3 separate regions of the Homo sapiens genome follow, and all the other regions are linked to region 3. A link is an interaction called in ENCODE POLR2A ChIA-PET data of the cell type or tissue named here. Cell type or tissue: Caco-2. All regions are shown on one strand. Each heading gives the region's core, and the rest is flanking DNA. Links, peaks and the distances in the headings are about the cores only. Region 1 overlaps GDPD3 (glycerophosphodiester phosphodiesterase domain containing 3). Region 2 has its middle 18 kb from the start of KCTD13. Region 3 holds the start of TLCD3B (TLC domain containing 3B).

Region 1 (9,717 bases), core at 767-8,766, 71 kb after region 3:
AGATTTGAAAGATGCCAGCTGGGCACGGTGGCTCACACCTGTAATCCTAGCACTTTGGGAGGCTGAGGCGGGCAGACTGCCCGAACTCAGGAGTTTGCAACCAGCCTGGGCAACACGGTGAAACCCCGTCTCTACTAAAATACACACACACACACACACACACACACACACACACACACACACGCCAGGCATGGCAGCATGTGCCTATAATCCCAGCTACTCAGGAGGCTGAGGCAGGAGAGTTGCTTGAACCCAGGAGGCTGAGGTTGCAGTTAGCCGAGATCGTGCCACTGCACTCCAGCCTGGCAACAGAGCCAGGCTCTGTCTCAAAAAATAAATAAAATAAAAAATAAAAAAAGAAAGATGGCTTTTGGGCTTGCCCTTTAGCGGAAGACAGCCGGGACATGTTTGCTTTTGAGTGGGAGGACCCTCACTTAGGTCGAAAACAGCAGTACCAGTGGACAGTCCTACCCCAGGGGTTTACAGACTCCCCAAATCTATTCGGTCAAATTTTAGAACAAGTCCTAGAAAACTTTTCCCTTCCTTCATCCATATGCCTACTCGAATAGGCAGATGACCTGTTCATTTCAGGAAATAGCAAGGACCACATAACCACAGTTTCAATTAACTTCCTGAATTTCCTAAGGGAACAAGGGTTACGGGTCTCAAGGAGTAAAATTCAGTTTGTAGAACCTGAGGTAAAATATCTAGGACACCTAATCAGTAAAGGCAAACGGAAAATAGTACCTGAACGAATTGAAGGTGTCACATCTCTACCTTTGCCTGAAACAAAGCAGGAACTTAGAAAATTCTTGGGATTAGTTGGATACTGTCGTCTATGGATTGACTCTTATGCCTGAAAAACAAAATCTCTACATAAAAAACTCACCCAAGAAGGACCAGACCCCCTTCTTTGGACCCTATCAGAAGTCCAACAAGTAGAAGAGTTAAAACACCTACTTGTAACTGCCCCCGTTATAGCTTTGCCCTCCTTAGCCATTCCACCTTTTCATCAGTGTAAACAAGGGGTTGGCTTTAGGGGTACTCACCCAAAGACACAGAGGCCACTGGCAGCCCATAGCCTTCCTGTCAAAAGTTCTTGACCCAGTAACCCACCGATGGCCCGAATGTGCCCAGTCTGTAGCAGCAACTGCTTTGCTAATGGAACGAAGCAGGAAAATAACCTTTGGGGGAAGCCTCATTGTATGTACCCTTCATCACGTTAGAACCATTCTTAATCAGAAGGCAGGAAGATAGCTCACTGACTCAAGGATTTTAAAATGTGAGGCTATCGGGTGGGTGTGGTGGCTCACGCCTGTAATTCCAGCACTTTGGGAGGCTGAGGTGGGCAGATCACAAGGTCAGGAGTTTGAGACCAGAGTGCCCAGCATGGTGAAACCCCCTCTCTACTAAAAATACAAAAAATTAGCCAGGCATGGTGGCGCACGCCTGTAATCCCAGCTACTTGGGAGGCTGACGCAGGAGAATTGCTTGAACCCCGGAGGCGGAGGTTGCACTGAGCCGAGATCAGCCACTGCACTTCAGCCTGGGCAACAGAACGAGACTCCATCCTCCACCCACCCCCCAAAAAAATTGAGGCTATCTTATTAGAGAGGGATGATTTAACATTGACCACTGGTAGTTCGCTCAACTCCGATGTTTTCCTAACAGGAAATCCGAACCGGGAGGAACCTGAGCATAAATGTTTAGATCTGATCAGTTATCAGACTAGAGTCAGACTGCATCTAAGCAAGACCCTGTTCCAAACTGGGCATTACCTCTTTATAGACGGCTCCTCTCGGGTAATTGAAGGAAGGAGGCATAACGGGTGCTCTGTAGTTGACAGGGAAACCCTCATGGAGGTAGAGTCAGGGAGACGGCCCAATAACTGGTTCACTCAAACATGTGAACTCTTTGCATTAAATCAGGCCTTAAAATCTCTGCAAAATCAGGAAGGAACTATTTACACTGACTCCAAGTATTTTGGAGTAGTCCATACCTTTGGAAAGATCTGGACTGAACGAGGCCTCATTAATAGTAAGGGCCAGGACCTTGTCTATAAAGAATTGATTATGCAAGTACTAGAAAATCTTCAACTGCCAGAAGAAATAGTGGTGGTCCACGTCCCAGGACACCAGAAAAACCCATCTTTTGAAAACCGGGGAAATAACCTCACAGATCAAGTAGCCAAGCAAGTTGCCTCTTCCTGAGAGGCACCCATTTTCCATCTGACCCCTTGCCTTCCCCTCCAGTCGCAATCCCCATCTTCTCCGACGCGGACCAAGAAAAGTTAAAAAGAATAGGAGCTAAGGAAAGCTCAGAGGGAAGGTGGGTATTACCAGACGGGAGGGAAATGCTGTCTAAACCTCTTATGAGGGAAATATTATCACAGCTTTATCAAGAAACTCACTGGGGTCCCCAAGCTATGTGTGACACAGTCCTCAAAGCCTATGGGTATATAGGAATCTCTACCCTCGCTAGTCAGGTGGCGGATAGTTGCCTAGTGTGCAAAAAAACTAATAAAACCCGAAGGAAGCAGCCTTTACTTTATCAAGGGAACCACCCCTATAATTGCCAATCCAACCAGTGCAACCCAGTACTTACCTCTATTACTACCCCTACCTCCACCGACCCTAACTCCACTCTAGGTTGCTTCTATGGCTTAGGAGCCGATGTTACTGGAAGGGACCCTATAGGCTTCTTTGAAATATGTTTTGTTCACCCTTCTCCACCTCCTACCGTCTCCCCCTCCCCAAGCCCACCAAATCAAACCATTCCTCACCTCTTACCCAATGACAAAACCAAAGTAGCTATAGTAGAAGTCAAGGACTTAAAGCAAACCCTAGCCATTGAGACCGGGTATCAAGATGCAAATGCCTGGCTGGAATGGATTAAATATTCTTTTCGCACCCTGAATAAAAGCGATTGTTACTCTTGTGCAGCGGGCAGGCCGGAAACCCAGATTGTCCCCTTTCCACTCAGATGGGCCAACCAACCAGGCATGGACTGTATGGTAGCTCTCTTCCAGCACACCACAGCCTGGGGAAACAAGACGTGCGCCACTCTTTCACTACGTTTCCCAAAGATCAGGAGCCCTACGGGTCAGCTCCCAAGGACCATTTGACTTCCACCTCTCAATGCCAGTTACACCTTGTGTCTCCCACAACAGGACAAATTGACGTTCCTTGGAAATCTAATGGGAGTCTAAACCTTTTCAAGAGCTAACCAATCAGTCAGCCCTTGTCTATCCCCGAGCAGATGTATGGTGGTATTGTGGACTGTTACTGGGTACGCTGCCAAGCAATTGGAGCAGCACTTTTGCTCTAATCCAGTTGGCCATCCCTTTCACCTTGGCATTTCATCAACCAGACAGGAAGCAAGTAACCCAAAGAAAAAGAGAAGCCCCTCGTGGGCCTTTGACCCCCATGTTTACATAGACAGTAGCAGGGTCCCACGGGAGCTACCAAGTGAATTTAAAGCTTGGAATCAAATAGCCGCTGGGTTTAAGTCTGTTTTGTTCTGGTGGTCTGCTATAAATAAAAATGTAGACTGGATAAATTATATATACTACAGCGAGCAGCGATTCGTCAGTTATACCAGGGATGCCATCAAAGGAATAGCTGAACAATTAGGCCCCACCAGCCAGATGACCTGGGAAAATAGACTAGCCCTTGACATGATATTGGCAGGAAAAGGCAGAGTCTGTGTCATGATCTGAGTCCAATGTTGTACTTTTATCCCTAATAATACAGCCGCCGACGGGACCATCACAAAAGCTTTACAAGGCCTTACCACCCTGGCAAATGAATTAGCCGAAAATTCTGGACTAGATAACCCTTTTATGGGTCTCATGGAAAAGTGGTTTGGAAAATGGAAAGGACTCCTGGCTTCAATCTTTACCTCTCTTGCAATTGTAACAAGTGTACTTATCCTTGTGGGCTGCCGCATCATACCTTGTATTCGTGGGTTAACTCAAAGGCTCATAGAAACAGCCCTCACTAAAGCCTTCCTCTCTTCTCTCCCTCCATACTTGGACAAGCTCTTGCTCCTGGATAATCAAGAAGAACAACGAAGCCAAATCCTGTTAAAATTTTTTGCAGAGGAAGAAGTATCAAATAGAAGAGAGGAAATTGTTGGGACAGCTAAGCTCTTCAAAGACTCAACTTCCTGGTCATAAACTTCTCCCCGTTTTTCTTCTTTTTCGCCAGTCTACCCTGTTTGGGAAAGTTTAAACCTTAGCCAGTCGGGATCAGCTCAGATTGTGCAGTCCATCCCCAGTCAATGGGGAAAGGACACAGAAACAGGAACTGCGTTAGGGTTAAAAAGCCCTTCTCTCCTTTGTTTGGGGTGCTCTTGCGATTACAAGCTGCGCAAGTAGCACCGTTCTGAAGTAAAGATGCCTTGCTGGGAAATCTGTCTCAGTGCTGGTTTTTCTTGACTACACTGAGCACTTGTTTCCAACACCCCTGTGCTCCAGGCTGGGTTAGGTCTGATCTCAGGGAATGTCTGTTTCAACACGTGTCTGCAGTTCTTTGGCTTGTGTTGCTCACTGCAGTGGGCCCAGCCTGGTCTAGAGGAGGCGCTCAGGAAGTATCTGTGAAATGTGAATGTGTAGTTCCTTCAGTGAATATGGCCCTGGGGCTGAAGATGGCAGAAGCATTCTGGGAGCTTCTGGAGAAGGAGACCTGGGAGGAGAAGGTTGGAATGGCGGGGGCAGCAGAGGGGCTGGGTGAACTCAGCTGTCCCACCCAGGCCCATCCTCTGCAGCCCGAGAAGGAAGCTCACAGGGCAAGACATGGAAGAGATCAAGTTCCCTGCCCGGTGCCTGGGCTGTTGATGGCCTCAGGAAAATGGAACCATTACCTGTTGCTGTCAAGTGGCTGGGGGCCAGGATGCCTGGGTTGGCCGTGAGAGGACATTGCTGAGGAGAGTGGAGGCCAGGCTGGGGTGGGGTGTGGCAGGAGGACAGGAATGCAGTGGAACCAGTGGGTCAGGCTCCTGAGGGCCCCAGGCTCCAGCCTCAGGGCTGGCCTGTTCCCTCCTAAGCTGCCATCTTCATATCTTCAGGACCCACCCCTCTACTCCTCACCCTCAGCACAACGATGTGATCGAAAGGCAAATATTTATTTTTCAGGAAGAGAAACAGGAGACCTCGAGGCTTCTGGACTTAGGAGGTCCGGGCAGCTGGTCCATGGTTGTCCAGGTAGTGCCGCAGGGCTGTGGGATAATCCGTTATGACGCCAGTGGCTCCCACGCTGAAGGCTGCTTCAAAATCCGACTCTTCATTAAGGCACCAAAAGACCACCTGAGCAGGGAGGGAGGGGGCCTGTAGATTCTGAACAATTTTACATCTGGAGAGTGGGGACCCACCTCCTCCTCTATGGAGACTCCCCAGCAGCAGTAGGCTGGAGCTGATTGTTAAATTCTCAGGAATTTTGCAAAGTGGTTATTAAACCCAGCCATTATTAAAAATTAAATCATAGCCTGGGTGCAGTGGCTCACGCCTGTAATATCAACACTTTGGGACGCCGAGGCAGGAGTTGAGGCCAGGTGTTTAAGATCGAGTGAGACCTCATCTCTACAAAAAACTTTGTAAAAATTAATTAGCCCGGTGTGGTGGTATGCGCCTGTGCTCCCAGCTACTTGGAAGACTGAGGTGAAAGAATTGCTTGAGCCCAGGACTCTAAGGCTGCAGTGAGCTATGGTTGCACCACTGTACTCCAGCCTGGGCGATACAACAAGACCTCGTCTCAAAAAAAAAAAAAAAATTATATATACTGACAATTAAATTATTTATTTATTTATTTATTTATTTTTTGAGATGGAGTCTTGGTTTGTCACCCGGGCTGGAGTACAGTGGCATGAACTCGGCTCACTGCAAGCTCTGCCTCCCGGGTTCACACCATTCTCCTGTCTCAGCCTCCTGAGTAGCTGGGACTACAGATGTCCGCCACCACGCCCAGCTAATTTTTCTGTTTTTAGTAGAGATGGGGTTTCACCATGTTAGCCAGGATGGTCTCGATCTCCTAACCTCGTGATCCACCCGCCTCGGCCTCCCAAAGTGCTGGGATTACAGGTGTGAGCCACCGCGCCCGGCCCTAAATAAATTATTAAAACAACAAGTGGCCAGGCGTAGTGGCTCACGCCTGTAATCCCAGCACTTTGGGAGGCCGAGGCAGGCAGATCAACTAAGGTCAGGAGTTCGAGACCAGCCTGGCCAACATGGTGAAATCCCATCTCTACTAAAAACAGAAAAATTAGCTGGGCGTGGTGGCGGGCGACTGTAATCCCAGCTACTCAGAAGGCTGAGGCAGGAGAATCGCTTGAACCCAGGAGGTGGAGGTTGCAGTGAGCTGAGATCACGCCATTGCACTCTAGCCTGGGCAACAGAGCAAGACTCTGTCTCAAAAAACAAAACAAAACAAAAAACAAAACCCAAAACAAACAAAAATCCAGTAATAAATATTCAAAGCATATCTCTTGCTAATCAGTTTCCTATTACTGTGTTCTTGAAGTGATTAAGTCTGTTGAGGCTGCAAGATGGAAATACTACATGATGGGGTGCCACCATGCATCTCTTCCCATTCTGCATTTAGTGGCTTCATGTCGGCAGCCTGAAACTGGCCAAGATGGGAGTATTTAAACCAGGAAAATTAATCCTCAAATCAGGGCTTTCATTTGTTCCTCTCTGAGAGCTAGTTGTTGACCACTTAACAGCACCACCCTCCCCCAAACCCCCATTCCACTGCCACCTGCCCCAGCTCCTGCAGCTCTGCCCCTTCCCTGCCCGTTGAGTGGGCACTGAGGTAGGCGGAGATGGGAATTTTTTATTTAAAAATACAGATGAGACGAGGTCTCTCTGTATTGCCAACACTGGAGTGCAGTGGTGTAATCACAGCCCACTGTAGCCTTGACCTCCTGGGCTCAAGTGATCCTCCCACCTCAGCCTCCTAACTAGCTGGGACTACAGGCATGCACTACCATGCCCAGTTAATATTTTATTTATTTATTTATTTATTTTTGAGACAGTCTTGCTCTGTCGCCCAGGCTGGAGTGCAGTGGCGTGATCTCGGCTCACTATAGCCTCCAGCTCCTGGGTTCAAGTGATTCTCGTGCTTGAGCCTCCCAAGTAGAGCTGGGATTACAGGCATGCGCCACCATACCCGGATAATGTTTACATTTTTAGTAGAGATGGGGTTTCACAATGTTGGCCAGGCTGGTCTCGAACTCCTGACCTTAGTTGATCCGCTGGCCTTGGCCTCCCAAAGTGCTGGGATTGCAGGCATGAGCCACTGCACCCTGCCTCTGCATTTTTCTTTTCTTTCCCTTTTCCTTTCCTTTTTCCTGTTTCCCTCCCTCTCCTCCCTCTCCCTGTCTCTGGCTCTCACGCTCTTTCCTCTCTCTCTTTTGAGACAGTCTGGCTATCTCTCCCAGGCTGGAGTGTGGAGTGCAGTGGCGTGATTCTGATTATAGCTCACTGCACCCTCGAAACCCCGTGCTCAGGTGATCCTCCCATCTCAGCCTCCTGAGTGGCTGGGACTACAGGTGTAAACCACTGCGCTTGGCTAATTTTTAAATTTTTTGTAGAGACGAGGGTCTCAGTATGTTGCCCAGGCTGGTCTTAAACTCCTGGGCTCAAGTGATCCTCCCACCTTGGCCTCTCAAAGGGCTGGGATTACAGGTGGGAGCCGTGCCCAGCCTCTGCCTATGGCATTTCTTCCCTGTACCCTTGATGGGAAGCTCCCACCCCTAGTACCATAGTGCCTGGAACATTCTCAAGGATCGTTTACTAATTAAATGATCTGGTGGAAGCCAATGCTCAGGGGAGAGGGGGGTGGGCTGGGCCTGGTTTCTCCCATCTCTCATCTTTCCCCAGCCCCCTCTCATCAGGGATCATGATACATCATTGTTGTCATCATAATGGCTAACATTTATCAAGCCCTTAATAAGTACTAGTTACATATCCATATGTTGGCAATGTCAGGTTAAGAAAATATGTGCGTGGCCAGGCGTGGTGGCTCACACCTGTAATCCCAGCACTTTGGGAGGCTGAGGCAGGTGGATCACTTGAGGCCAGGAGTTCGAGACCAGCCTGGCCAACATGGTGCAACCCCGTCTCTACTAAAAACACAAAAATTAGCCAAGCATGGTGGCAGGCACCTGTAGTCCCAGCTACTGGGGAGGCTGAAGCAGGAGAATCGCTTGAACCCGGGAGGTGGAGGTTGCAGTGAGCCGAGATTGCACCACTGCACTCCAGCCTGGGTGACAGAGTGAGACTCTTGACACACACACACACACACACACACACACACAGAAGAAGAAAATTGTGTGTGTTCGTGTGTGTGTGTGTGTGTATCCAGAGAGTTAAATATACCATTTTCCCATTTTAGGGACGAAGAAACTGAGGTGAGGTCACCTGCCCGAGTGATGCAGCTAGTTGGCAGCAGAGTGGGACCGGAACCCTGCTGCCAGGTCTGTGTGCGGTGGAAGTGGTGGTCACGGCCTCACCTGCACCCCTCGCTCCTCCAAGTGTCGGATCAGACTCTTCCTCATGATCAGCCTGGGGGTGGGGTGGGGACGTGGGAGGTGATGATGAGAGGGGACCTGGGAGAAGGGCAGCAGTAGGTCTCTATGGGGACACGCCACCCAGCCATCTTGCCCACCTCACCATTTCGAAACCACAGCCAATAACTGGTTCAGGCAAGAGCAGGAAAATGGGAAATAGGTCCTGCAGAGAGAAGGAAGTGGGGGTTAGCTCCTAGGGTCTCCCCTGTCCCAGAGGTGGGGTGGGCTGGTAGTGCCCCCGCCAACTAGGGTAGCGCTGCCCTCCCACCCCCCAGAATCCCCCAGAATAACCTTTGTAGTTGCCCCAGTGAACAATTCACCCATTGTTCAGAGAGCCTACTCTGACCACCACGCTTCAAGGGTGTGGCCCTCCAGTCACCATTCACCAGATAAGGAATCTGGGCCTTAGAGAACGAAAGGGACTTGCCAGACCCAAAGCAGAGTGGTGGTGGGGCTGGGCCAGGGCCTCGCTTGGTTCCAAAGCTGGACATCCAGGCTGCAGGCCCTCCTGGTTGGGCCTGGCCAGCTTCTTATTTATCTATTTATCTTATTATTAATTTAAATTAATTTTTTTTTTTTTGAGACAGAGTCTTGCTCTGTCGCCCAGGCTGGAGTGCCGTGGTGCGATCACAGCTCACTGCAAGCTCCGCCTCCTGGGTTCACACCATTCTCCTGCCTCAGCCTCTTGAGTAGCTGGGACTACAGGTGCCCGCCACCACGCCTGCTAATTTTTTGTATTTTTAGTAGAGACAGGGTTTCACCCTGTTAGCCAGGATGGTCTCGATCTCCTGACTTTGTGATCCGCCCGCCTTGGCCTCCCAAAGTGCTGGGATTACAGGCGTGAGCCACCGTGCCCGGCCATTAAAAAATTTTTGTAGAGACATGTCTCACTATGTTGCCCAGGCTGGTCTTGAACTCCTGGACTCAAGCAATCCTCCCGCTTCAGCCTCCCAAAAGTGCCAGGATAATAAGCACGAGCCAGCCAAGTGTGGTGGCTCACACCTGTAATCGCAGCACTTTGAAAGTCTGAGGTGGGAGGAGACCAGCGTGGCCAACATGGCGAAACGCCGTCTCTACTAAAAATACAAAAATTAGCCGGGCGTGGTGGCAGACCCTGTAGTCCCAGCCACTTGGGAGGCTGAGGCAGGAGAA
Region 2 (9,717 bases), core at 998-8,997, 89 kb before region 3:
CAGCCTGGAGACAGAGCGAGACTCCATCTAAAAAAAAAAAAAAAAAAGAATTACCCCTTCCTTCCTGATGCATCCAAACCAGAGCAAACCCTCTTGCCTCAAATCCTCTCCTGAAACATAACACGAGCATAAGTCCTACAATAAGTCTTTTTTTTTTTTTTTTTTTAATTAGACACGTGGGGTTTCACTATGTTGCCCAGGCTGGTCTTGAACTCCTGGGCCTAAGCGATCTTCCTGCCTTGGCATTCCATATTGCTGGGCTTACAGGCGGGAGCCACCATGCCCAGTCTAAGTCATCTTCAACACCTCTTTCTGAGATGCCTTAGAGTTCCCCATATTATGTGGGTCTGCCTCATTGCTATGAGTCCGTAAAACTGACTTTGTTTTTTGTTTTGGGTTGTTTTTTTTTTTTTTTTTTTAGACATGGTCTCATTCTCTTGCCCAGGCTGGAGTACAGTAGTGCAATCATGACCTACTGCAGCCTCAACCTCCCAGGCTCAGGTGATTCTCCCACCTCAGCCCCCTTGAGTAGCTAGGACTACAGGCACATGCCACCACACCCCACTAATTTTTTGTATTTTTTGTAGAGATGGAGTTTCATCATGTTGCCCAGGCTAGTCTCAAACCCCTATGTTCAAGCAATCCTCCCACCTTAGCCTCCCAAAGAGCTGGGATTACATGCATGAACCACCACACTCAGTCCCCCAACGTTGTTTTAAAACTTTCTTTTAGGTGTGTTCTTGGTGGCCCTTAACAGAAGGACATTGACACTGGAATCTGGATGTTTGTTTGTTTTGGAGACAGGATCTTGCTCTGTCACCCAGGCTGGAGTGCAGTGGCACAATCTCGGCTCACTGCAACCTCTGCCTCCTGGGTTCAAGCGAATCTCGTGCCTCAGCCTCCCAAGTAGCTGGGATTACAGGTGCCTGCCACCACACCTGGCTAATTTTTGTATTTTTAGTAGAGACAGGGATTCACCATATTGGCCAGGCTGGTCTTGAACTCCTGGCCTCACGTGATCCACCCACCTCGGCCTCCCATAGTGCTGGGATTATAGGTGTGAGTCACTGCACCCGGCCTGGATTTTTTTTTTTCAGTGAAAGATACTGATTTTTTTTAAGTTGACTCAAAGCAAGTTTTAAACACTCTGTGTCCACTTCATGTTGCTATCACAGAATATCACAGTCTGCGTAGTTTAGGAACAATAGACATTTATTTGGCTTATGGTTCTAGAGGCTGTGAAGTCCAAGATACAGGAGCTGCCTCTGGTGAGACATCATCACGTGGCAAGAGAGCATGAGAGAGAGAAAGAGGGGGCTGAATTTGCTTTTATAACAAACCCATTCCTGAAATAATGGCATTAATCCATTGACCTAATTGCCTCTTAAGGATCTCACCTCTCAACAGTATTACATCAGGGATTAACTTTCCAACACCTGAGATTTGAGGGACTCATTCAAACCATAGTACTCTGAAATTGGATATATAGGTCTATGGGTGAGATTCCCACTGAGGGTTGCCAGTTTGCAACCTTTCAGTTGAATGGTCTCCCTCCTGGATGTCAAGGTTAATACTGCTATGAACAGCTATTATGCACCTAAGTTGAACCAGGGAGAGAACACATCCTTCCGCATGTACTATTTTATTTAATGTTATTTTCTACTAAGTCATTCAGAACTCTCTGGACTCTCTTCATGCTGTGTAATTTGCAAGGTTGCCTGCTGCATGTTTGGTTATAAATGAGGTCAAATCCCAATTTTGCAGGAGGACGTGGATGTATGCCCATTCCCTTCACACTGTGAGCCAGTAGCCATGGGAACTATAATCAAGTACACAATAACTCCCCCATGAACAAATCCTCAGGGAACAAGCTTCAATTGAATGAAACTGGCTTGACCACAGAGGAATCTGGGGGACTTTCTGAGCTTCGCGGACTTGTGCCGCCTCCTGACTTTAAGCTGGCTCTGGAGGAGGAGGAAGTGGAGGTATCTCAGGTATGGACCTCTTTCTGGAAGCTGGGACTTGGACCAGGCAAAGAAAGGAGGCGGTGGGGAAAATTCCCCCAGAGAAGGCAGGAGTGGGCCCTGCATACCAGGTCCCCAGGTCTCTGAGAGCTTTACTAGTTCTGGGAGTGTGTGGATCAAGCCTAAAGTCTAGAAGGAATTCTAGCATCACCCAGGGCGTTGGCTGGAATATCTTTAAGGACCCTTCCAGCCCTGGAATCATAGCAGCAAAGGACCCAATTGTATGACAGCTGCTTTGGCCAGTGAAGATGGAAAGACCAGGAAAAGCTTTAGGCTAAGCAATGGAGTTCACACCCCGCTAATTCACCTCCCTTGCGGCATCCCTGACATTTCCCACACAATATGTCCTTCATTCTGTTCTCCAAAAAGCCATTGCCTTCCTCTAACTGACTGAGATGAGCCCTGGAAACCCTGATGCCCACCAGACCCCTGCCTTTCCTCTTCTCTGCTGTTGGCCAAGGTTTCTGCCTCAGTTGCCCTGTCTGACAATACAGTTTCCCTAGGACTGGAGCTAGCCCTGGCATCCCAGAATCCCCAACAGGTGCTAGCCCCTGGAGTCAGGACTGTCTTCCTGTGTCCCTGTGCTTGCTGCAGAATAAACTGATTACTTTTAACTACCATTCTGAATATAGTCACTACCAGGAACCGCTGACTACCTGTGACATACCATCTAGCATGGTACCACAGCACCTGGCCCAGCATCTTGGGAGGCCAAGGTGGGAGGACTGCTTGAGGGCAGGAGTTTGAGATCAACCTGGGCAACTACATAGTGAGACCCCACCTCTACAAAAAATTTCAAAATTAGCCGAGTGTGATTGCACATGCCTGTAGTCCCAGCTACTTGGGAGGCTGAGGCAGGAGGATGGATTGAGCACAGGAAGTGGAGGCTGCAGTGAGCTATGATTGCACCACTGCACTCCAGCCTGGGAGACAAAGGGAGATTCCGTACATAAATAAACAAATAAATAAAAAACAAAGGAGATGGATTTTTTTCTACAAGAGAGTTACATGCAGGGTGCTAGGTACTATAGGTGGAGACTTGCCGAGGTTCAGTGGGAATGGGAGCTCAATCCTGAGAGTGGGGGAAGGCATTACAGAGGCTGTGACCTTTGAGACTGGTCTTGAAGAAAGAGAAAATGTGTACAAGGCAGAAAGAAGGGAGAAAGTTACCCGAAGAGAGAACTGCACCAGCCAAAAATATGGAGGTATGGAGTAGGTAGAATTGTGAGACATTTATGTGACTGGAGTGAAAAATGAGAGATGATGCTGGAAAGGAGAGTTAAGGCCAGGTTTTGAAGGATCTCTTAAAAAAATAATAGGCTGGCGAGATTGTGCCACTGCACTCCAGCCTGGGCGACAGAGCAAGACTCCGTCTCAAAAATAATAATAATAATAGTAATAATAGGCTGGGCACAGTGGTTCACACCTGTAATCCCAGCGCTTTGGGAAGCCAAAGCGGGCAGATCACTCAAGATCAGGAGTTCAAGACCAGCCTGGCCAACACGGCAAAACCCTGTCTCTACTAAAAATACAAAAATTAGCTGGGCGTGGTGGTGTGCACCTGTAGTCCCAGCTACTAGGGAGGCTGAGGCAGAAGAATTGCTTGAACCCGGGAGGCGAAGGTTGCAGTGAGCAGAGATTCTGCCACTGCACTCCAGCCTGGGTGACAGAGCAAGACTCTGTCTCAAAAAATTAATAATGATAATAATACATTAATTTTGAGATAAGATCTTGCTCTGTCGCCCAGGCTGGAGTGCAGTGATATAATCACAGTTCACTGCAGCCTCAAGCTCCTGGGCTTAAGCGATCCTCCTGCCTCAGCGTCCCAAGGTGCTGGGACTACAACCATATGACACTGACGGAGCAAGAGCACTGTCATCTGGGACAAACACCGCCCCTTTAAGTTACAGCTCCCTTTCTAGCCTCATGCATTTCAAGGAAATCACTTCTCTTCTAACTACAAGCAGACAGAAAGAGCAGACAGGAAAACGCAGATAAGACAGTTTGGGCATAGAGGGAGGTGGGGGCAAAGTCTCTTGGGTAACTGCCAAACTTCACCCTCATACAACGGGCCCCAGTAAAACAGTGGGCCTTAGGCCGGGCGTGGTGGCTCATGTCTGTAATCCCAGCACTTTGGGAGGCTGAGGTGGGCAGATCACGAGGTCAGGAGTTCGAGACCAGCCTGATCAACACGGTGAAACCCCATCTCTATTAAAAATACAAAAATTAGCCGGGCATGGTGGCGCGCGCCTGTAATCCCAGCTACTCAGGAGGCTGAGGCAGGATAATCCCTTGAACCTGGGAGGCAGAGGTTGCAGTGAGCCTAGATCACGCCACTGCATTCCAGCCTGGACAACAGAGAGAGATTGTCTCAAAACAAACAAACAAAAAAATAATGGGCCTTAATAAGCACATTTCTTTCCCTTCAGTTGCACTAAGATAGGGAAGTTAAAAGCAGACTCAGGGGATATGCCTATAGCTGCAGAAAAAAGATAAGCACAAGATAAGCACAACAAAGAGACACAGAAGCAGTCCAAGCCTCTGATAAACTCTCCCACCCTGAATCCTTACAAACTCTTTGTAAGAAAGGGTGGCTCTGACCTAACTTGGCCAGCTGCCAAGTTTATTATTCAAAATAAACCTGTCCCTGATGACTGTCAAACCACCCTTCATGTTTCTCTCCTCTTTCTTTAATTCTTACAGCCACCACGCCTGGCTAATTTTTTTGAATTTCACTGGAGGTCTTGCTGTGTTGCCCAGGCTGGACTTGAACTCCTGAGCTCAAGTGATCCTCTCGCCTCAGCCTCCGAGTGTTGGGATTGCTGGAGGATCATATCTGTTTCCAAAGGTGGAGCTTTCTGCTGGAGGCAGCAGAGTTCTTCAGGCAGAGCAGCTGAGTCTTGAGGTTGCTCTTTTAGGAAACAAACTCAGGAGGCGCTGTGGAAGATGCATTGAATGGAGTAGGAGGTGGAGGCAGCGAGAAGGGTGAGGAGACACTGCTGAGCCCTGATGAGAGACAAAGAATGTCTGAAGGAAGCAAAGGGAATGGAGAGGAGGGGAAGGCTTTGGGAAGACTGTGATGCATGGAATGCGTGGGATAAGGGCAGAGGGTGGAGTCCAGGCTGACTCAGAGGTTTATTGCCTGGGAGACTGGGTAGATGATTACACTGTAACCTGAGATGAAGATACAGTAAGAGGAGTTTATATGAAGAAAAAGTAGGCCAGGCGCAGTGGCTCACGCCCATAATCCCAGCACTTTGGGAGGCTGAGGCGTGTGAATCACCTTAGCCCCAGAGTTCCAGATCAGCCTGAGCAACATAGAGAAATCTCATCTCTACTAAAATTCAAAACAATTAGCTAGGTGTTGTGGTGCAGACCTGTAGTCCCAGCTACTTGGGAGTCTGAGATGGGAGAACCGCTTGGGCCCAGGAGGTCGAGGCTGCAGTGAGTCATGATCGTGCTACTGCACTCCAGCTTGGGCGACAGAGCAAGACACTGTCTCAAAAGGAAAAAACAGAAAAAGTAATAAGCTCAGTTTTTAAACAGAAATTGTAGTAGAATACAATGTAAAATTTACCATTTAACCATTTTACAGTGTACAATTCAGTGGCATTAAGTAAATTCACAATGTTTGAAAGCATCACCTTGATCTAGCTCCAAAACATTCTCATCACCCCAAAGGAAACCCCCAAATCCATTAGGCAGTGATTCTCTATTCCCCTGTGTGCCCAGCCCCTGGCAGTCCCTAATCTCCCTGTAGATTTGCCTGTTCTGGACATTTCATATGCATGGAATCATACGATATGTGACTATAGTTTATGGCTGGCCACTTTCACTTAGCACAATGTTTTCTTTCTTTCTTTTTTTTTTTTTTTTTTGAGACGGAGTCTCGCTCTGTCACCCAGGCTGGAGTGCAGTGGCACGATCTCGGCTCACTGCAAGCTCCGCCTCTCGGGGTTCACGCTATTCTCCTGCCTCAGCAGAGTAGCTGGGACTACAGGCGCCCGCCACCACGCCCGGCTAATTTTTTGTATTTTTAGTAGAGATGGGGTTTCACCGTGTTAGCCAGGATGGTCTCAATCTCCTGACCTCGTGATCCGCCTGCCTCGGCCTCCCTAAGTGCTGGGATTACAGGCGTGAGCCACTGTGCCCAGCCAGCACAATGTTTTCAAGGTTCATCCATGTTATAGTATGTATCAGAATTCTTTTTTTTGGAGACTCAGAGCCCCATTTTTTTTGGAGACTCAGAGTCTCATTCTATCACCCAGGCTGGAGTGCAGTGGTGCAATCTTGGCTCACTGCAACCTCTGCCTCCCAGGTTCAAGTGATTCTCCTGCCTCCCGAGTAGCTGGGATAATAGGCAAACGCCACCATACCCAGCTAATTTTTGTATTTTTAGTAGAGAAAGGGTTTCGCCATGTTGGTCAGGCTGGTCTCGAACTCCTGACCTCAAGTGATCTATCTGCCTTGGCCTCCCAAAGTGCCGGGATTATAGGCGTGATCCACCGCGCCTGGCCCCTTACCCATTTTTCAATTGGTCAATTTTCTTTTTCTTATTGAATTGTAAGAGTTATTTCTATGTTTTAAATACAAGTACTTTATCAGATGTAAGATTTGCAAATACTTTTTCCCATTCGGTGAGCTGTCTTTTCACCTTGTGGCTGGTATTCTTTTTTTTTTTTTTTTTTTTGAGACAGAGTCTTGCTCTGTTGCCCAGGCTGGAGTACAGTGGCAGGATCTCGGCTCACTGCGAGCTCCACCTCCCGGGTTCACGCCATTCTCCTGCCTCAGCCTCCTGAGTAGCTGGGACTACAGGCGCCCGCCACCATGCCCGGCTAATTTTTTGTATTTTTTTTTAGTACAGATGGGGTTTCACGGTGTTAGCCAGGATGCTCTCTATCTCCTGACCTCGTGATCCACCCGCCTTGGCCTCCCAAAGTGCTGGGATTACAGGCGTGAGCCACCGCGCCCGGCCTTGTGGGTGGTATTCTTTGAAACACAAAACTTTTTATTTTGATGAAGTCCCCTTTATCTATTTTTACTTTTGTTACCTGTGCTTTTGGTATCATATCTAAGAAATCATTGCCAAATACAATATGATGAAGATTTTCCCCTATGTTTTATTCTAGGATTTTTATGGTTTTTGCACTTAAGTTTAGATCTTTGATCCATTTTGAGTTAATTTTTTGTATGTGAGCTAAGCTTTCTATGTGGGGTACAGAAAAGGGCTAACCTCATTATTTTGCATGTTTCCCCCACCCCCTGCCCACCAACATTTGTCAAAAATACGAATCCTTTCCCCCATTGAATAGTCTAAACAACTATTTTCAACAAGGGAAAATAGTTGAAAATCAATTGTTGAAAATCAATTAACCATATATGTGAGGATTTATTTCTGGGTTCTCTATTCTACTCCATTTGTTTCTCTATCTACCCTTAGGTCAGTATCACACTGGGTTTTTTCTTTTGTTTGTTTTAACTTTTTAAATTTCTTGTTTTTAATTTTTGTGGGTACGTAGTAGGCATATATATTTATAGGGTACAGGAGATACTTTGATAGAGGCATGCAACGCATAATAATCACATCATGATAAATGGGGTATCTATCCCCTCAAGCATTTATCCTTTGTGTTACAAATAACCCAGTTAAATTCTTTCAGTTATTTTAAAATATACAATTAAATTATTATTGACTGGCCTGGCGCAGTGGCTCGTGCTGTAATCCCAGCACTTTTGGAGGCCGAGATGGGCGGATCATTTGAGGCCAGGAGTTCAAGACCAGCCTGACCAACATGGTGAAACTCCATCTGTACTAAAAAGACAAAAAAAGTTAGCCAGGCCTCAGGCGCCTGTAGTCCCCACTACTCAGGAGGCTGAGACAGGAGAATGGCGTGAACCCAGGAGGCAGAGCTTGCAGTGAGCTGAGATCGTGCCACTGCACTCTAGCCTGGGTGACAGAGCGAGACTCCATCTCAAAAAAAAAAAAAAAGTTAGCCAGGCCTAGGGGTGCACGCCCATAGTCCCAGCTACTTGAGAGGCTGAGGCAGGGGAATTGCTTGAACCTGGGAGGCGGAGGTTGCAGCAAGCCAAGATCATGCCACTGCACTCCACCCTGGTTGACAGAGCTAGACTCCGTCTCAAAAAAAAAAAAAGAATGGCCTGGCGCTGTGGCTCATGCCTGTAATCCCAGCACTTTGGGAGGCCGAGGCGGGGGGCAGATCATGAGATCAGGAGTTCGAGACCAGCCTGACCAACATAGGGAAACCCGTCTCTACTAAAAATACAAAAATTAGCCAGGCATGGTGGTACATGCCTGTAGTCCCAGCTACTCAGGAAGCTGAGGCAGGAGAATCGCTTGAACCTGGGAAGCAGAGGTTGCAGTGAGCCAAGATGGCACCACTGTACTCCAGCCTGGGCAACAGAGCAAGACTCTGTCTCAAAAAAAAAAAAAAAAAGAAGAATCATATTGCTAAAAAAAATAGTTTTTCATTCTGTCTATATGTCATAAGTGAGATGACTTGAACTCCCTAAGCATATGTGTCCATTATTTCCACCATTAAAATGAATTAAGGTGCTTGGCATGACTGCCCCCTGTTTATTAGTTCTAATAGTTTTTTAGTGGAGTCTATGTTTTTTCTAAATATAAGATCTTATCATCTGCAAACAAGAATAATTTTTACTTCTTCCTTTCCAATTTGGACGCCCTTTGTTTCTTTCTCTTGTCTAATTGTTCTAGCTAGGTCTTCCAGTACTATGCTGAATAACAGTGGTGAAAGTGGGCATCCTTGTCATGTTCCAGATCTTAGAGGAAAGTCTTTCGGGTTTTCCTCATTCAGTATGATACTAGCTGTGGGTCTGTCATATATGGTTTTTATAATGTTGAGGTATGTTTCTTCTACACCCAGTTTTTTGAGGGTTTTTATTATGAAGTAGTGTTGAATTTTATCAAATGCTTTTTCAGCATCAATTGAAATGATCATATGGTTTTTGTCTTTCGTTTTGTTGATATGATGTACCACATTAATTGATTTGTGTATGTTGAACCATCCTTGCATCCCTGGGAGAAATTCCACTTCGTCATGATGATCTTTTTTTTTTTCTGAGGTGGAGTCTTGCTCTGTCACCTAGGCTAGAGGGCAATGGCACAATCTCAGCTCACTGCAGCCCCTGCCTCCTGAGTTCAAGTGATTCTCCTGCCTCAGCCTCCCCAGGAGCTGGGACTACAGGTACATGCCACCACACCCAGCTAATTTTTTTTATTGTAGAGTCAACATTTTGCCATTTACCCAGGCAAAATGAGTAACATTGTGACCTCCTGGGTTAAAGTGATCTTCCTGCCTTAGCCTATCAAAGTATTGGGATTATAGGCATGAGCTACCATGCCCAGCCAAATACTATCTTATTACCCATTATTTTAAACTGATAACTGATGACAACTTTTTTTTTTTTTTGAGACAGAGTCTCGCTCTGTCGCCCAGGCTGGAGTGCAGTGGCACGATCTTGGCTCACTGCAAGCTCCGCCTCCCGGGTTCGTGCCATTCTCCTGCCTCAGCCTCCCAAGTAGCTGGGACTACAGGCACCCGCCACCGTGCCCAACTAATTTTTTGTATTTTTAGTAGTGACGGGGTTTCACTGTGTTAGCCAGGATGATCTCGATCTCCTGACCTCGTGATCCACCCGCCTCGGCCTCCCA
Region 3 (9,717 bases), core at 569-8,568:
TGGAGCAGGGGAGGGAAGGGGTGGGCAGAGGCCAAGAAGCAGCCAAGTCCCTGGGCGGGGTCTGAAGAAAGAGTTAAGCCAAGAACTGTCCTCTGCAGCTGCCACTTAACTCAATTCCTCTCGCTGAAGCCCTTCCAGGAAGGGCCGCTGCCTCACCACAGAAGAGGCAACTCATCTTCGGGAAAAGAGGAGGCAAACAGAAACAGGGCACCCCCCATCAGGGGCGTCCAAATGTTCCCTGGGACTCAGTGGCTGCCACAGAAGGGAAGCGGTGCTGAAAGCTACAAAGGGGGCGTTGTGGGCACCTCTAAGGCAACTTGCAACGGGCCACCCGTGGGTCACCTAGGGCGGCCGTCAGCACCACGGACAGGGCCCCTCTCCTCCCCGTCCCCCCGCCTCCTGCCTGCACACCTCTGGGCCTTTTTGGCAACCACCAGACACTGCAGCAGCTGCCTGGCCACATTTTGGCCTCTTCACCCTCATCCCCTCCCGCACTGCCTGGCCGTGTGTGGCCTTGTGCGTGTCATCTCTCCCTTGTCCTCTCCCTCAGGCATGGAGTGGATGCCGGATGCCTGGATTATGGGAAGGGCTGAGGGGTGAGCCTGGCATGAGGAGGGGGCACCCCATCTGGGTGCTGGCTGGAAATGGGGTCTGCCTCCTGGGGTGGAAGGCAGGGAGGAGGTGGGGAACCACGACAACACGGGAGACCTGGAAGCCGACTAGAAAGCGCTTTGAGGATCCTCTCTGATCCCCGCTCCTTCTCCCCCTGGTTCTGACCTTTAAGGACAGGACAGGATAAATTTATCCCTGGGTGTTGAGTTGCGGTTATTGCAGTTAACTTGCTCAGGCCCAAGTTAAGGGCTTGGGGACCACAGACAGAGTTCCCTCCAAGATGTGGGGTCTTCCGGGATTACCCGTACACGCCAACCACTGGCACCTGGGCAGGGGGGTGTCTCGCAGCACTTACTGGTCATCAATGATGTGCTTGCAGGAGGTGGAGACGATGTAGCCGGCAGTGGAGGCCATGATGGCCTGGACAGAGGACACCAGCCTGGGGGAGAGAGGGAGGCGTGCTAGAAAGGCAGAAGGGAAGAGGCGTGTGCCTTGATTTCTCCTCGTTGCTAGTCTAACGACTGCGCTTTGCGTTCAGCCACTTCTCGGGCCAGTCCTTGCCTGCCTTCGCCCAAGGCTGGGCTGCCTGAGGTGTGCCCCACCACAGGTACCTCACGGCTCTCCGGCCCGCTCGGCTGCTGTTCCTCAGTCCACCCCACTCCTTGCCACCTTCTTCCTTCCCCATTTGTGGAAACTGAGTCTCCCTCTTCTCAAGCCCGCAGGGTGTCTGTCCTGAGGTGAGACTGAGAGTGAACTGCTGGCCTGGACCTCTCCCCACGAGGGGAGCCTGGGCCGGTTCTTGCCCCGCTTAGCTGTCCAGTCATGACGCAGGCCTCACTCTGGACCCTTTGTGACCCCGAGTTCCCCAGTCACTTTCCCACTGTCTCCTGACTGCCACCAGCCTCCACTCTGCACTCTGGCCCTGTTCTAGGGGTGTAGAGTTGTACCATCCACTCCTCCATCCCTGGCCCCCAAACACTCACCCTGAATGACACCTAGCTGTCTGGCCCTGGCCTCAGTCCCTAATGTCTTATAGGAATGTCTTCGCCGCATGCTGGCCCTGTTTTGGAGGGTGGGAGGGTGTACGGGGAAGAAGAGAGAGGCGGGCTGAACACTAGTAGACCAGATGGCCGGGCTGGATGAGGTCTCCCAGAACAGTGAGCAAGGCAGGCAGTGAGGAGAGAGGAAGCCTGGGGGTAAAGCCCCGGACCCCCACAGGAGCTCCCAGTCCCCCACCGCTGAGGGTCCAGAGAAGTGCCAGGTCCCTTCCATTCCCTGAGAAGCCCAAGAAGCAGACAGGGGCTGAGGGGAAAGAAAGTGGTTTACCTGGCTGAGACAATGACTGCGTCGGCCTCCTCCCAGCGTAGCTGGGGCAGCCGCTGGAGCGTGTTCTTGGAGAGGAGGAAGAGTCCGGGGAACACCACCCCCCCGGCCACCATCGGGGTCAGCATGGTGGCTCAGGACTTGGGCAGGGAGGCAGGCGGGCCGTGAAGGGGCAGGGAGGCCGAGTGGAAGGAGTTAGGGGTGGAGAAGGGACGCCAAGCCCGGGAAGGAGGGAGAAAACGATGAGAAGGGGCACAAAGGGGCCAGGGCGGGGACGGGATGGGGCCAGGGAGTCCGATGAAACTGGGGAGTCGGGAGGGGGCTGGCTGGGCAGAGACGGGGGAGGGGAGGATGGGAGAAGGGGAGCAGGAGCAGGCCAGCGAGGGATGGGGAGAGGCAAAGAGGGGATGGCTTGGTGAGGGACAGAGAGGAAGAGGGGACAGGAGGAGGAGGATGCGGATGGGGGAGGGGAGGGAGCCACCAGGCAGGTGGGGAGGGGAGGCTTACGTGAGAGGCTGGGAGGGCCCGAGGAGGCGGGGAGGGGGTGGGGGTGGGTCTGAGTACCAGCCCCAAAGGAAGGAGGTGGGCGGGAGGGAGCGGAGGAGCAGCCGGGCAAGCGGTCAGCGGTCACCACCGCTCTCCTGGCTCCACTGCCTCCTCTCGCTGCCGCCCCAGTCCCTGCCGCCCGGCACAGACACCGCACATGGCATCATCATAGAGACTCCGTGCCCAGCCCCCTGCCCCCTCGGTGGGGAGGGGGAGGGGGAGGGGAAGTGGCCAGCTTGGGGAGGACGGGGGAGGGGCAGGAAAATGATGGCACCGACCAGACACCGAGAAACCGGACCTGCAGCGGCGTCTCCCCATGCAGCTCTGAGCCACAGCCGCGGCTGCGACAGAGATGGGGGGAGCAGAGAAAGAGGGAGGGGGAGGCCCTTAAAGGAACAGCAGCTGCGGTGGCACAGGGGGCTGCTGGGGACAGGGGACAGGGGCCAGCTCTTCTCTTGGGGAGGAAGGGGGCCCAGGGCTCCTTGGCCAGCTGGGAGGGGGCCCTGAGCCCCCACAGGGGCCTGACCCTGCTTCCCATCAGCACTTTGCAAATGCCTGGCATCTCCTCCCTCACCAAGCCATCCCTCTGTGGCCTGCCCCGGGTCCGAGCTTTGGGTGGCCATTCCAGCGGAAGAGAGCGTTCCCTGGGAGAGGGAGTAAGTGGTGCTTTCTCAGAAGGAAGAGCTGAAGGAGGGGATAGGAGCAAAAACATCTCAACACAGCATCCTCAGAGCCAGAGGCCCCCTCACCCGATGGCGGGGAAGGAAGCTGACATTGGCCAGAGGGGGCACCTGACTGTGCTGCAGGGCTGCCCATGTCCTGTCTGCTGCAGGAGCTCCGAGGTCACTGCGTCTGTCCTTCCCACAGGGCCATCAACGATCCTGAGGCTCCCTGAGGTCACCCAGTTCAGAAGTGGCACAGCCCTCTCATTGCAGGCGTTGGAGGGGCAAGGAGTGGAAGAAGGGGAAACGGTGGCGAGAGCGCGGGGCAGCTGCCTCTCAGGAAGTCCCAGGGAGCCCTAGGATGCCCAGGCCCTGTTCTTCAGACTGCCAGCCCCTCCTGGCCTTCTCTAAATTCCCACCCCTCACTTTTTCCTCAGTTTCCTTAATGCTACTAGCTCCCCTTTCTCTGCAACTTCCACATACAGCCTAGTTTCAGAGTGGGAAAGGACTGCGGGGTGGGCTGGTGCAAGCTCCTCACTGGCCCATAAGGAAAGTGAGGCCTGGGGACTGGGCCCGGGTGGAGCTGTGGGACCTGAGCCAGAGACACTGCCCCCTTTGACTTCTGGCCTCCCATCCTGCTCCCAACTGTCCTGTGGACTTCAGCATGACAAGGGCCTGTTATGCAAACTCCTTTGGTCTCCAAGTTCAATAGTCAACCCTATGGTTTGCCTTTCTCTGCCAGAGCCCACTCCTCGCCTCCCCCAAAGAAAGGCCAGGGACTGGGATTTGCTGTTTTGTGCTGCCCTCTAGCGGCAATCTGTAGGAAAGCACCCAAGAAGTCTCACGCTGATTTAGAGACGGTTGTAGAGACAATAGCGGACCTAGCTCCTGTCCTCAGCCCTTCACGGGAGGGGGAAAGGGGATCCAGCTCCCTGAGTTTTTACTACATGCTGGGCACAGTACCAGGTGATTTCTACTGGTTCTTACTTGGTATCCCTGTTTTACAGAAGAAACAGGTTTAGAAATTTTGTGGGGTTTTTTTTTTTTTTTTTTTTTTGAGATAGGGTCTCATTCTGTCCCCCAGGCTGGAGTACAGTGGCGCGATCATGGCTCACTGCAACCTCAACCTCCCCGGGCTGAAATGATCCTTATACCTCAGTATCCCCAGTAGCTGGGACTACAGGCGCACACCACCATGCTCAGCTAATTTTTGTATTTTTTGTAGAGATGAAGTTTCACCACGTTAGCCAGGCTGGTCTCAAACTCCTGGGCTCAAGCGATCCACCCACCTCTGCCTCCCAACATGCTGATATTACAGGTGGGAGCCACCACGCCCGGATGAAAGCTGGGTTTCAAACCCATGGTTGCAGCCGGGCAAGGTGTCTCACACCTGTAATCCCAGCGCTTTGGGAGGCCAAGGCTGGCGAATCATGAGATCGAGACCATCCTGGCTAACACAGCGAAACCCCGTCTCTTCTAAAAATACAAAAAATTAGCCGGGCATGGTGGCATGCGCCTGTAGTCCCAGCTACTTGAGAGGCTGAGGCAGGAGAATTGCTTGAACCTGGGAGGCGGAGGTTGCAGTGAGCCGAGATCGTGCCATCGCACTCCAGCCTGGGCGACAGAGCGAGACTCCATCTTAAAAGAAAACAGAAAAACCAAAAAACCATAGTTGCATAACCCCAAAGCCACTCATGAGCAAAACTGCAAAAAGGACAGAGGCTGGGGAGGCTGGGTGATGGGCGGCCACCGTAACTACTCGATTGAGGACTACAAGGCTGGTCATGGAACTGTGGTTTCACTTTGGATGAGTAGAGACAGGCTTTTTTTGTCTGCCAGGGAATCCACGTAGACACCCTAGTAAAATCTGTGTTCCGTGTACCTCCTACGCCTCCTGTGGTTTGCTGATACTGCACTTTTATGGTAAGCTTTGTCACACAGGTCATAGATCTGCAGCCCAAGGGCCCAATCCGGCCCACAGACATGTTTTGTTTGGCCAGTATGCAGTTGTCAGTATAGTAGTTCTTAAATAAATTCTTAGTTACTTATCAGTATTCAAGAATTGGAAGAGGTTGGGCGTGGTGGCTCATGCCTGTAATCCTAGCACTTTAGGAGGCCAAAGTGGGCAGATCACCTGAGATCAGGAGTTTGAGACCAGCCTGGCCAACATGGTGAAACCCCGTCCCCGTCTCTACTAAAAATACAAAAATTAGCCGGACGTGGTGGTGCACACCTGTAATACCAGCTACTCGGGAGGTTGAGGCAGAAATGTTGCTTGAACTTGGGAGGTGAAGGTTGCAGTGAGCCAAGATTGAGCCACTGAACTCCAGCCTGGGCAACAGAGTGAGATTCTATCTCAAAAAAATAAAAAGAATTGGGAGACAGCCCACCACAATGACATGCACCTGTAGTCTCAGCTACTCAGGAAGCCAAGGCAGGAGGATCACTTGAGCCCAGGAGTTCAAGACCAGCCTGGGCAACATGGAGAAACCCCGCCTCTACTGAAAGTACAAAAATTAGCCAGGCATGGTGGTGCACACCTGTAGTCCAAGAAACTCAGGAGTCAGCCCGATTCTCAGGGAGAATCACTTGTCAGGGAGGTCAAGGCTGCAGTGAATCATGGTGGTGTCACTGCACTTCAGCCTGGGTGACACAGTGAGACTCTGTCTCAAAAAAAAAGAAGAGGCCGGGTACAGTGGCTCATGCCTGTAATCCCAGCACTTCGGAGGCTGAGAAGGAACAATCCTGTGAGCCCAGGAGTTCAAGACTAGCTTGGGCAACATAGTGAGACCCTGTCTCTACCAAAAAAAAAAAAAAAAAAAATTAGCCAGGCTTGGTGGTGCATTGCCTGTAGTCCCAGCTATGGCAGGAGGATTGCTTGAGCCCAGGAGTTCAAGGCTGCAGTGAGCCATGATCGTGCCACTGCACTCCAGCCTAGGCAACAGAGCAAGACCCTGTCTCAACCTGTCTCAACAACGACAAAGAATCATAACTCCGAAAATATTGGCCCACGTTCTAACCATATAACATTATCAGTGGCTGGAGCTGAGCAGCACTGGCCCTCAGCAGAGAAGGTGAGTCCTCCAGCCTATATCATCCCTGCAGAGCCCACAGCCCTCATATTATCTGCAGCAGTTTTCAACCCCTGCTCTACAGACGCTGATTCATATGATCCTCACACAACATCTCCACGAAGAAAGGAAAGTGGGGTGTTATTATTAAGCCCATTTACCAGTGAGGGATCTGAAGTTCAGAGAAGTTAAATGACTCACAAAAGACCCCACTGTTGGTGTCTTTTTTTCTTTTTCTTTTTTTTTTTTTTGAGACAGAGTCTCACTCTGTCACCTAGGCTGGAGTGCAGTGGCGCCATCTCAGCTCACCACAACCTCCACCTCCCGAGTTCATGTGATTCCCCTGTCTCAGCCTCCAGAGTAGCTGGGATTACAGGCACCTGCCACCATACCTGGCTAATTTTTGTATTTTTAGTTCAGACAGGGTTTCACCATGTTGGCCAGGCTGGTCTTGAACTACTGACCTCAGGTGATCCACCTGCCTCAGCTTCCCAAAGTGCTGGAATTATAGGCGTGAGCCACCACGCCCAGCCTGCTGGTGTCTTTTGACTCCACATTCCAGCTCCACTCCACACTCTGCTTCTGCTTTCACCACAAACTCATTCTGAAAGTAAAAGATCAGTTCCACCAGCCATGGCCCCAGGAAGGACACCCTCACCCTGGTCCTCTTACTTGGATGCTACCAGGACAGCCTCTTGTCTCTCCATCTGCAGGTTGGTGTGGTTCTGCAAGCCCCAGCGCAGGGCAGTGAAGCACAACGGGAAGAAGACGCAACCCACTGCGAACAGCAGGGTCATGCCTGCCTGCAGCCAAGAAGGCAGAAAAAGACGGCCATGAGAACACCTCAACACAACACCCTCAGACCCCCCAGCAGCCTTCTTCACCCCCAATGAGGCAAGCCCCAAGAGACCCATCCATCTGTGGCCATTGAAAGCCACCAGGCAAACCTCTTCTCTAAGCTCCTAGCATCCTTATTACTCTTTTAATATTCCTCATCCGGGGCAATTCGACATCCTAATTATCCCAATTTTTTGTTTTAAACACTCAATTTAGACAATTTCTTTTCTTTTCTTTTCTTTTCTTTTTTCTTTTTTTTTTTTTGAGATGCAGTCTTACTCTTGTTGCCCAGGCTGGAGTGTGGTGGCGTGATCTTGGCTCACTGCAACCTCCACCTCCCGGGTTCAAGCAATTCTCCTGCTTCAGCCTCCTGAGTAGCTGGGATTACAGGCGCCCGCCACCATGCCCAGCTAATATTTGTATTTTCAGTAGAGACAGGACTTTACTGTGTTGGCCAGGATGGTCTCGAATTCCTGACCTCAAGTGATCTGCCCGCTTCGGCCTCCCAAAGTGCTGGGATTACAGGCATGAGCCACTGCACCCAGCTCCTCCTACTCTTAAACTCCACCATTTTCCATCTTCTGCATGCCCCGCCCGCCGCCCACCCTAAGTCACCTCTACCTTCTCCCCAGTCCTCACCTCAGAGGGACAGGTTGGAAGACAGAAAGGGAGGTTGATGTTTCTCCTCAGCACCCAGAACTTGGAAAAAGGAAGGGAGGGGGTTGTCAAGATATTTGGAACTTTAAAATGACATTTGTTGAAAAAACAAAATAAAGCCAAAGCGATTGTTGTTCCATTAAAAAAGAAAACAAAAGAAATAACAGGTGCAAGCCTGAAACTACATATATTTACATAGATATCATTTTTGTTTAGAAAGACCTCCCCTCCCATCTACTCTGGGGAGCAGAGGTGTGGAGCAGGCACAGGCAGGATGAAGGGAACCAGGTCCTGCCATCCTGCCTTCCTGAAGTGTCTTCCAAGGGACCTTCTCGGGATAAAAGGAAGGTGTCAAACTGCAAAGGCACGAGGCTGCTCTGTAGAGGCAGTTGGGGAGGGCAGGAGTATGCTCTTCCATTGGTGGAGTGGCTAGAAGGTGCCATCCTCCTAATGGCCCGCCAGTTGATACATGTGCCCTATCATTTGCTTCCTGTGGGGGCTGGGGGGCGGTTCCAGCAAGCCTTGCCTAGAATTGGCCAATTAGAATCCATTGGTGACTTGATGGACAGCTATGTTTCAGGGACAGGGCTCAAAGAAAGAAAAGGAGAGGGGAAATAAGAGCAGGTGCAGGGCCGGGCGTGGTGACTCACGCCTGTAATCCCAGCACTTTGGGAGGCTGAGGCGAGTGGGTCACCTGCGGTCAGGAGTTCGAGACCATACTGGCTAACATGGGGAAACCCTGTCTCTACTAAAAATACAAAAATTAGCCAGGCGTGATGGTGGGAACCTGTAATCCCAGCTATTCAGGAGGCTGAGGCAGGAGAATCGCTTGAACCCGGGAGGCAGAGGTTGCAATGAGCCGAGATCTCGCCACTGCACTCCAGCCTGGGCGACAGAGACTCTGTCTCAAAAAATAAATAAATAAATAAATAAATAATAAAATAAAAAAAAAACAGCAAGTGCAGTGGTTCAGGCTGGAATCCCCGCACCTCAGAGACCGAGGTGGGAGGATCACTTGAGGCCAGGAGTTCAAGACCAGTTTGGGCAACATAGTGGAACCCCTGTCTCTACAAAAAATTAGAATAATAGGCCGGGCACGGTGGCTCCCGCCTGTAATCCCAGCACTTTGGGAGGCCGAGGCGGGCAGATCACGGGGTCAGGAGATCGAGACCATCCTGGCTAACACGGTGAAACCCTGTCTCTATTAAAAATACAAAAAATTTAGCCAGGCGCGTTGGCGGGCGCCTGTAGTCCCAGCTACTCCGGAGGCTGAGGCAGGAGAATGGCGTGAACCTGGGAGGCGGAGCTTGCAGTGAGCCGAGATGGCACCACTGCACTCCAGCCTGGGCGACAGAGCGAGACTGTGTTTCAAAAAAAAAAAAAAAAAGAAGAAGAAGAAGAATAAAATAGTCCAGTGCAATGACATATACCTGTGGTCCCAGGTACTTGGAAGGATGAGGCGAAAGAATGGAAAGAATTGCTTGATCCCAGGAGTTCAAGGCTGTAGTGAGCTATGATCATACCACTGCACTCCATCCTGGGCAACAGAGTAAGACCCTGCCCCCCCAAAAAAGTAGTCCTAAGTAATTATTGATTTAAAAGGCGGTGTAGGATAAAAGGTAAAGAAGGCCATTTCTACTGTGGGTGTACATGGACTTCAAATTCAGAGTCCACAGATAATCAAAGAAACATTTCACTTCCCTATTGCTGAAATAAAGAAACAAATAAAGAAACACACTGTATGGCTCTGTTTACATCAAATTCAGAAAAGCAAAACATCTATCATGAAAAATCTGAACAGCGTTTAACTTGGGGAAGGTATTGACTGGGAGGAGACCCCAGGGAACCTTCTGAAGTGTTGGAAATGGCCTTATATTGATCACCAGTGTATACATATGTAAACATTCTCGAGGCATCCTCTTAAAATGTGTGCCCCTTAAGTGAAGCTGCAGTTTTTAAAATTCTAAATTTAGGCTCTTCCTTTCTCTGAATGATGGTGGGCAAAGCCT

What was found. Peaks named below come from ENCODE experiments on the same cell type or tissue, not always from the same donor. Only the 100,000 strongest peaks of a DNase experiment are listed, where the experiment ranks them.
Region 1: POLR2A ChIA-PET joins it to region 3 with 14 read pairs; 8 of 35 experiments call an interaction of 5 or more read pairs at or near these places.
Region 2: POLR2A ChIA-PET joins it to region 3 with 16 read pairs; 5 of 35 experiments call an interaction of 5 or more read pairs at or near these places.

Annotation. Positions count from the first base shown.
Region 1 is chr16:30,099,705-30,109,421 of GRCh38, forward strand. GDPD3 (glycerophosphodiester phosphodiesterase domain containing 3) reads right to left here. Exons shown (of 10, transcript NM_024307.3): 8 at 8,669-8,728; 9 at 8,509-8,560; 10 at 5,106-5,305. The coding sequence ends at 5,168. YPEL3-DT (YPEL3 divergent transcript) reads left to right here. Exons shown (of 2, transcript NR_135192.1): 2 at 3,753-5,752. Among named protein-coding and RNA genes, the nearest start is that of YPEL3-DT, 8.1 kb to the left of the region's middle. In Caco-2, for the core only: no CTCF peak of the experiment used is centred there; DNase peaks (open chromatin) are centred at 4,619 and 4,997.
Region 2 is chr16:29,939,024-29,948,740 of GRCh38, forward strand. No RefSeq gene overlaps it. Among named protein-coding and RNA genes, the nearest start is that of KCTD13, 18 kb to the left of the region's middle. In Caco-2, for the core only: no CTCF peak of the experiment used is centred there; DNase peaks (open chromatin) are centred at 4,065, 4,598 and 5,128.
Region 3 is chr16:30,028,465-30,038,181 of GRCh38, forward strand. TLCD3B (TLC domain containing 3B) reads right to left here and starts at 2,807. Exons shown (of 5, transcript NM_031478.6): 1 at 1,939-2,807; 2 at 968-1,051. The coding sequence starts at 2,063. RefSeq lists an enhancer at 16-860 and a silencer at 6,687-6,776. In Caco-2, for the core only: a CTCF peak has its summit at 3,947 (motif pointing left); DNase peaks (open chromatin) are centred at 3,957 and 8,215; H3K4me3 peaks cover 181 bases.